2 separate regions of the Homo sapiens genome follow, and region 2 is linked to region 1. Evidence: chromatin contacts called from ENCODE Hi-C or POLR2A ChIA-PET data. All regions are on one chromosome and are shown on one strand. Each heading gives the region's core, a stretch centred on a gene start or an enhancer-like site at or near the end of the contact. The rest is flanking DNA. Distances are from core to core; before and after follow the strand shown.

The links. A loop is a pair of places that touch in the nucleus more often than their neighbours do. ChIA-PET counts read pairs that join two places held with the same protein, here RNA polymerase II (POLR2A). Pooled maps may share reads with other maps.
Region 2: a loop to region 1 is called in a map of dorsolateral prefrontal cortex, with 1.9 times the contacts of the local background. The contact joins two enhancer-like sites. A Hi-C loop is called at or near these places in 3 of 168 maps with a recorded cell type or tissue (Right ventricle myocardium inferior, dorsolateral prefrontal cortex and left ventricle myocardium superior), 1 of 37 single-sample maps with no recorded cell type and 3 of 50 pooled maps. POLR2A ChIA-PET finds 5 or more read pairs at or near these places in 1 of 52 experiments (WTC11).

What each region holds. Positions count from the first base shown.
Region 1 is chr11:113,196,270-113,200,558 of GRCh38, reverse strand. The region is part of intron 1 of NCAM1 (neural cell adhesion molecule 1); the gene reads right to left. Among named protein-coding and RNA genes, the nearest start is that of NCAM1-AS1, 75 kb to the left of the region's middle. Within about 2 kb of position 1,483, at least 3 of the 41 ENCODE cell types and tissues checked have a DNase peak (open chromatin) inside an H3K27ac peak, as active enhancers do.
Region 2 is chr11:113,241,540-113,246,265 of GRCh38, reverse strand. All of the region lies in intron 14 of NCAM1 (neural cell adhesion molecule 1), which reads right to left. Among named protein-coding and RNA genes, the nearest start is that of NCAM1-AS1, 30 kb to the left of the region's middle. Within about 2 kb of position 3,410, at least 5 of the 41 ENCODE cell types and tissues checked have a DNase peak (open chromatin) inside an H3K27ac peak, as active enhancers do.

The sequences.
Region 1 (4,289 bases), core at 234-2,733:
AGGCCTCCTGGCTCCGGGTAGGTGATCTTTCCATGATGCAATGCTGCCCCTGCACAGAGGGCAAAACGTTTCCATTCACTAGAACACACCATCTGGGAACCCCAAGTAACAACCCTTGGATTCACTATCCCTTAACAGAACACAGAGAGCCCATGAATTGATAAGGGCCCATCGTATCTTGGGGAGCATGGAGCCTTACAAAGAGAGCTGCAGGCCAGTGCTATCCATGCTAAGGCCAGCCAGGACCTTCCCTGTCACTTCCCGTGGCTCTCATTCTCTGGGAACTACAGGCTTATGAAGCCCAGAAGCTGTGTCTATGCCACGGTCACCTAAGTCCTGATCTTTTCTGGAGTTCACTGGAGCATTCCTTAAAGAATGAGAAGCTGAGTCCCCCCAAGAAAGTTTGCTGGACCATATGCTGAGTATTAGCAGCCAGCTTCAACATATGGATCCTGTTACCCTCGTTCAGCCCTTACTGCTTTGAGAAGGATATTCTTATCCCAAGTGAAAAAACAGCCTTCATTTGTTCAGCTCTTTTCAAACAGAACACAACTCTCAAGGGGCAGGAGAACACGGCAAGGCTGAGGAGTTTTCATATCCAAATGCGGCCAGGATCTATCTCTGGGCCATGGAGAGAAAAGGGAAACAAGGCTTTCAAAGGAATTCCCTGCTTAACAGGATCCCACGCACACATTTATCATCACAGAAGTTTTTTTTTTTTTTTTTTTTAAGGGTGTTTCTTTTACTTTATTTGCAAAATATTCTTTTTTTTATTATTATACTTTAAGTTTTAGGGTACATGTGCACAATGTGCAGGTTAGTTACATATGTATAAATGTGCCATGCTGGTGTGCTACACCCATTAACTCGTCATTTAGCATTAGGTATATCTCCTAATGCTATCCCTCCCCCGTCCCCCCACCCCACAACAGTCCCCAGAGCGTGATGTTCCCCTTCCCATCACAGAAGTTTTTAAAGGAAGAGTTATCCATTTAGACGCCTGGCCTTTTGCACAGATGGAAAAGCTAGTGATTCCTCCCTCAAAACACCAGAGACAAAGCTGGCCCAGAGGAACCCCAGGTTCTCTGGAAATCAATGCTTGGATGTTTTCCACTGCAGCACAATGGCTGATTATTCTTCCCCAAACACGAAGCACTGAAATACTAGGTTTAATGATAGTAAGTGGAAATCCTGCTTTGATCTCAAAACTCCTTCCCTCCATTGCTTGCTGCCTGGTCCTTTCCTACTCTGTTACTATTTTCATTGTTCCCAATACAAATTCCTACCTCAACTTTCACCTTTTTTTCAGTTGCATATGTAAGTGGAATTTCGTCACTGGGCATAACTCCCACCTTAAAAGGCACTTATGTAAACATTTCTCACAGACGAAGTATCCCATCTCTTGCTTTCCATAAACACTCCTTGCGTAAATACTGCATCATCTTAGCTGGATTCAAAGACACGTGCTTATGAACCTAGGTATTGGGCTGGGCAGGACCCAGGGGCAGGGACAAGAGGCGCTTCCAACAGTGCTTCCCACGCCTCCAAGAAGCACTCATCCCCCAAGCCCTCTTTTGTGGACAGTTCACACTTTCCAGTTTACAAAACACACTTCATTATTTCATCAAACAGTTCTGAGTGATAAAAAGGCCAATATTATTGTCTCCACTGTATGAACGTGGAAATTGGGGCTCAGAGAAATAAAATAACTTGCTCAGGGTCCCTTAGTTAATGAGCACTAAAACCAAGATTAAAAATCATCTACTTCTAAGGCTTGAACTCTTCCCCTAAACCCCTCAACTACTATAACCTTCTGTCCATCTCCAAATAGGTTTATTATAACCTATTAGTTACCATTTACACTCTTTCCAAATCATAGGCTAGAAAGAGCACAGTCTTTGTACAAAGATCTAACATCAGCCGGGCGCAGTGGCTCACGCCTGTAATCCTAGCACTTTGGGAGGCTGAAGCAGGCGGATCACAAGGTCAGGAGACCCGTCTCTACTAAAAGTACAAAAAATTAGCTGGATGTGGTGGCACACACCTGTAGTCCCAGCTACTCGGGAGACTGAGGCAGGAGAATTGCTTGAACCCGGGAGGTGGAGGTTGCAGTGAGCCGAGATCATGCCACTGCACTCCAGCCTGGGCGACAGAGCAAGACTCCATCTCAAAAAAAAAAAAAAAATTCTAATATCAAGTTGCTGCCATCATTTCTCTCCTGGTTAACTATAACTGGCCTCTTTGCTCATAGATAATCACAGCATTATAGCCTCTATTTTACATATGGGTAAGGGACGCTCAGAGCCATAAGTGATGATAATGATAGGGTCAAGATTCAAGACTGGGTTGCAGTTCCAAGTCCAGCCATTTCTCCCACACTATTCTATCCCTTGTTCACAGACAGAAAAAAAGTTCTGTCTTTTGAGAACCAAACAATCTCCCTCTCCCCACCTCAGTTGAGTAAAATAGCCCCATGGGAGACTGATAGATTTTGAAATGTGTTTTCTGTTTAAATGTCTTTTTTTTTAAACTGATGATATGTTCTGAAAGGAATGCCAACTCTTTTAGCAAATGGCTTCAGGTGTAGATAGATGTTTTGTAACTCCCAACTCCCTAGCAGAAGTAGGCTATAAAGTCTTAGCTGCTGAAGAAAAGTGAATTAAAATTTCAGTTCCTAAAAGATGCTCAGGTGCTTATCAGAAGAGGTGGGCAAAGCAACAGAGAATAATTTGTTCTGATTTCAAAAAAGAGTTCACATGAATCAGCAACTTCTTGCAGTAGTTTTATTTTATCGGTTTTCTTTTCAGATTCCAATGGGCTTGAGGAGGGAGGAGCTGACAGCAGACAGGGAACCAAAGTCTCTCCCGTGGCTAATTGAAAATACTTCCTTGTCAAGATGTTATAAAGTCACTGGAGGCTGAGGAAGACATTACAGATGTTCAGGGCCCAAGGCCAATGTAGACACACCCAAGCAAGATGCTCTGATCACCAATTTAAAGGACGGGTGAAACAAACAGGATAAATATCATCAGTGACTATGATGAGATAAGGGAGTTTTCTATAATCTATTTAATAATGACCATGGACTTTTGAAAAAGGCATTAAATTACAGCTATATGTTTGTCTTGTTGGCTATCATTCTAGAAATGAGCCTTAAGTATTGCTAAACATAACCACTGTAATGGAGAATTGTTTTTGTATTTTTCAAAGTATAACTGAATGCTAAGGTCTCTTTCATTTGGCTATACCTGTGGGAAATCCAGATACTGAGACCAGGAGCATAAGAATGGAAGCAGTGCCACTTGCCTGGGATGGTGAGATAGTTTGGCTCTGTGTCCCCACCCAAATCTCATCACGAATTGTAATTCCCATAATCCCCACATGTCAAGCACGGGACCTGGTGGGAGGTGACTGGGTCATGGGGGCAGTTTCCCCCATGCTGTTCTCATGATAGTGAGTGAGTTCTCAGAGATCTGGTGGTTTTATAAGGGGCTCCTCCTGCTTTGCTCATTCACCCTTCTCTTTCCTGCTGCCACGTGAAGAAGGTCTGTGCTGCTTTCCCTTCCACCATGATTGTAAGTTTCCCAAGGCTTCCCCAGCCATGCAGAACTGTGAGTCAATTAAACCTCTTCCCTTTATAAATTACCCAGTCTCAGGCATTTCTTTACAGCATTATAATAACAGACTAATACAGATGGCTTGCTCTCATTATCAGCAAACTACTGGAGGGAAAATAAAGGGTCTCTTCACCACCAAACCTACAAAATCAGTGAAAGTGAATAGGAAACGAATGTGGTCACATTGCAGGGTGGTTAAGACCAAGGACACCAGCCCAGACTACCTGAGTTTGAATCTCAGCTCTGCCACCTATTAGCTTTGTAATCTTGGCCAAGTTATTTAACCTCTCAGTGTCTCATCTGTAAAACAGGGAAAAACAGAACCATCCTCATGGGGCTTTGAAAAGATGAAATGAACCAACATATGTAAAGCAGATAATAAGCATTTAATACCTGTTGTGCATTATTATTCTTAATTAACCTCTAGTAACAACGCTTCCCAAAGAAATTATTTCGGTTACTATTTCTGAGGGGAGCAATGTCTTCCCTTTATGGTTTAAGATAAAGCAACTTTCCCGAATAATCTAGTTTGTGGTCAGGTGGCCCAGTTCTACTCTCTACATTAAAATAAGGCATTTGAATTGCTGGTCAGAACATCTCAGATATAAAAGACTGAATTTAACCACAGCCAAAAACATCATAACATGGGGGGCTCCAGACAAGTAATTTCAC
Region 2 (4,726 bases), core at 2,161-4,660, 44 kb before region 1:
GTCACATGGAAAATACAAAAAAATTAAAAACTGATGTAAACAATGGGCAGGGAGAAAAATCAACAACAAAATCACAGACTAAATAAAAGGAGAAATCAAATTAAATTAGCAGCATATATAGGAAACATTGGGAGGGCAGTGAAACTGCCCAGAAATAGAAGAATAATAAATCATAAAGAGCATTTGGTTAACAACACCAATAAGCATTAGCTACGGCTGCAACACTACATATTAATACCACATCAGGAGCATGTAAACTTGTTTTGAAATGGGGAGGTGTTGCTGTCAGGACCCAGATGTCAAAGTCAATCCAGGAGACTGTTAAAGGAAAAGAAAAAAGCAAGTTATTATCCACAGATTCCAGAAATGTCTCAGCATCCTTGGGAAACAAGGGCAATGAAACAGAATATGGGTCATCAAGGAAAAGTCCCGAGAGTCTTAAGGTGAAGACTGTGTGCCCTAGAAGAACAAAAGATTGTATTAAATTAAGAAGAGTCATTTCATGTTTCCTATGGCATAAGGAGGAGGGGAGTATGGGCTGAATGAGGCTGGGTGGATGCATGCCAGAGATGGTGGCTTTGAGGATCTTATCTCACTTCTTTCTCCACAAACCCATGTTATTCCTGAGACCTCGGTGAGCCTCCCTGAAGTCAAGACCCATATAAAGGAAGAGGCCAGTGCAGACTAGGGAATGGGTTTCCTTCTGATGGTTGAGACAATGGCTGTGTTGACACTAAACAGCAGAAACTGTACCTTTGGCCCAACGTGCTGAGAGTTTGACATTAAGCAAATGTTTGGGCCATTTGTGGTTAAAGTTTTTTGTTTTGAAACGGTCTCGTTTCATCACCCAGGCTGCAGTGCAGTGGCATGAAGATAGCTCACTCCAGCCTTGACCTCCCGGGCTCAAGCAATCTTTCTGCCTCAGCCTCCTGAATGGCTGGGACTGCAGGCGTCTGCTACTATACCCAGCTAATTTTTCTATTTTTTGTAGAGATGGGGGTTTCGCCCTGTTGGCCCCGCTGGGCTCAAGTGATCCTTCCACCTCAGCCTCCCAAAGTGCTGGGATTATAGGCTTGAGCCACGGCACCCAACCTGTTGTGGTTAAAGTTATATCTTTAGAATCGTGGTTGCACTGATAAGTCATAAATTTGAGATTTACAATGAAAAAAAAAAAACACTTTTCTTAAGCATTCCTTTTGGTCCTATGTTGTGACTGAGTGATCTCGACTTGTTAAAAGGTATTTTGGGTTTCTGACCTTAAATTTAAGAGGCCAGGGAAAGTTTTGGCCATTGCCAATTGAGGCTGAGGGAGAAGGGCAAAGAAGGGAGATGAAGACACCTTTCTGTGTAAAGAACACCGCTGGTTAAAAATAACCTGAGAGAAATGCTTTAACCAGGCTACCTCTTCCCTTGCCACCGTGAGCTGACAGAATGTGTGCTTCTTTCTTATTGTCTGGCATTACACAGATTCAGGCACCTTCCTACCAAAGGGGCCTTGCAGGGATTATATACAACTAAGCAATTGCTCCTTTGGTTTTATTTAGAATACCTTTATTCCCTCATAATTATAAATGGGTCCACACACACACACACACACACACACACACACACGCACACACACAGAAGCAAAACTGGGAGATATGTATTTTCAACCCCACTGATGGATTGATGATCGATGGATATTCACATGCTGATAGCTACTCTGCTATTAGTTCCACTGCAATTCACATGTGCCACATTTCATCTTACTAGTGAGAAATATGTTCATGCTAAACTCAGGCTGCTGCCCAATTGTGAGCATCTTTCCTTTATCTCAGTATCCACTGGGACCTACAATTTGGGTCAGTAGTCAAGTGGTTCAAAATAAAATGACTCAAACTTTCTTCCCTTTGGATGTCACAACTAAGCATTTTGTCTGTGGGCAGAAATGTCTGATGTTTAAAAATTAAAGACATGTCAGGGGAGAGACACCTAATTCCTTCTTCAGGCAAAATCTGGAACCAAGATTGTGTTTCACTAACAGAGAAGACCAACCTACAGTGAGCCACCTGAAATATGACACAGTTGTACAAATACATTATGTAGCTTTCTCCTACTGTGCCTGGACACACATTGCACCAGGTTGAAAAAGGACAGGAGTGACACTGTAGAATAAGAAAAGGGGCTGTCAGCTGCATTCCTTTTCCAAATGTAAAAAAAAACCCCTCATAATCTGAATTAAACCCATGCGAGCACAGCCTGTTGTCACCGGCTCTGCTCTGCTGACAAAATGAAACCTCAAAAGCATCAGGAATTAAAATTCATCGCAGCACACACACGGAGGGAACACCAAGAAAGCAGACCCTTAGCTGTGTTCTGCAGTAGAAAAAAAAGAACCATTTCATGCAACACACAGAACCAGGAAACTCTTTTCTTCTCTGTTCAATTATGTATTGGAAAGCTTGGCCCGGGGAGCTGGAGTTATACTTTGCATACCTGCTTTCTGCCTTCTTGTTCTGCTTGATGGGATGTATGCCATTTTTTTTCTGTGCAAGCAGAAATATTATAAAATCTAAAACTCCCACACAGCTTTGATGCTTGAACACTATGAACATGCACGCATACTCATATGGATTCTTCAGGAGATTCAGGTCCTCCACACACATCTTACTTCATTAGAGCATTATGAAGACCAGCTTGGAACATGTTACAGCAGTGATTCTGTGCAATGTTTTCTACGATGAAAAAAGAGGATACAATCTGGCTCTTGACTCTATTGTCAAGAGATAAATTCCAGCACTTTCATCTGGACTCTCAACCCAAGGGGAGCCTGGATTAGGCTTTTTCTGCCCATCATTTTTCTAGCACTGAGGCGGGAGCCTGAAAGGAGACAGCAGGAAGGAGCTCTCTCCTTCCCCTGTGCTCTGCGTACGCGGAGACAAAGCCGGGCATGCTGTCAGGAAGCAGCGGCTCCTTCCTTCTCGGCATCACCCTCTCCCTTTCCTCAAGCAGCCATTTTCTCCTATTCCTTCCCTCGCTCTCAGTCTTTTTGCTACTGCTAAATTAACACGCGCATGAGCGTGTGTATTTCAGAAGGAGGGACAGCAAAGCGAAAGCCGGGAAGGAGATGCTGTTCTTTTGTGTCCTCAGGGTTTGCCTAATCCTTGGCTATTTTTAACTAGAGAGTCGATTTGGAAAAGCCTCCTCATGCACGGAGTATTCTTCCAATAATCAACCCCGTTCTTTTGCTGATGCTTGGTTTGCTCTCTTGGCCAAGCAGACGGCATGCTTAGGAAACCACACCAGGCTAGGAGCCTTCATGCATTCACAACTGTTGCTTTTAATAAAAGGGAAAACAACAGGCAGCGCTGTAATCTAGAAGTCGGCTCTACAACAAGCGATCAGAGGTCTGGCCGAGAGCAACTCAGCCCTGTACTCACTAGCTGGTTCTGTGGTTGCAAGGGCAGGAAGAGGCCAAGTTGCTATGGAAACACGACAGACAGAAAAGGCAAAGAAAGGTGAAGGAGAGAATGGAGATAAATTAAACTCATAGCTATATATGTATACATACATGGGTGAGTATATATTATACATATGTAGGCATCATTATAAAGATGGTGAAGGAGGTATTCTCTCTCTTCTCTATCAATATTAATATACATATTATTTATTATTTTGAGATGGAGTCTTGCTCTGTCACTCAGGCTAGAGTGCAATGGTGCGATCTTGTCTCATTACAACCTCCATCTCCTGGGTTCAAACAATTCTCCTGCCTCAGCCTCCCAAGTAACTGGGATTACAGGCACATGCCACCACGCCTGGCTAATTTTTGTATTTTTAGTAGAGACAAGGTTGCCCAGACCGGTCTTGAACTCCTGGCCTCAAGCAATCCACCCGCCTGGCCCTCTCAAAGTGCTGGGATTACAGGCCTGAGCCACCATGCTGGGCCTTAATATACATATTTAAAAGACTCTTAATATACATATTTAAAAGAGATGATCAGAGATTTTGCTGACAAATGACTTTCATGCAGCAAGAGATAACATAACTCTCATTTATTCTTACTATTAATTCCAGCTGCTAAATGCTGAGCAGTATGTTTTGTGTTCTTCACATTTAATCTTTAATTTTCACAAACACTGAAAAGGTAAGTGGAATCCATCCTTCACCTTAGAGGTAAGAAATCTGAGACTTGGGGAGGCTTAGCGACTTATCCTAGGTTATGGAGCTTCAGGCGGAAGAAGCGGAGCTGTGATTTGAACCCAGGTCTGTCTACTTCCAAAGCCTGAACTCCGTCTGCTACAGGACAGTGCCTGGAAAAGCACTGCATGGGATGGTGGGCATGCTTCTGAGTCAACAGATGGTGACAGAGGGCTTCTGAGCTTGAGGCTTGAGTCACCTCCTGAGTCTGAGTCCAAACCACAGGGGCTTCTGATATATCAAGGAGAATAAAGCCAGCCAGGCGGCACCACCCTGCCTGCCCATTTGCTGCTGTCTGCCACTCTGGGCAGATGCTGGCATTACATCCTGTGTCTTACTGAGCTGTGGTCTTACTTTGCTATTCCTCCCTGGAAAGCTAGGTTCAAAACTCCAAACAGTGGCAGGCCTGGAGCCCCTTCTACTCCTGCACATTCAGGCACACAAAAGGACAGGATAGCAACATTAATTAGATCAGAAATGAGCAAGGCTTAGCCAGGATGATGAAATCTGAGAGCGACCAGCTGACATTACTGCTGGCTTGGTGGTA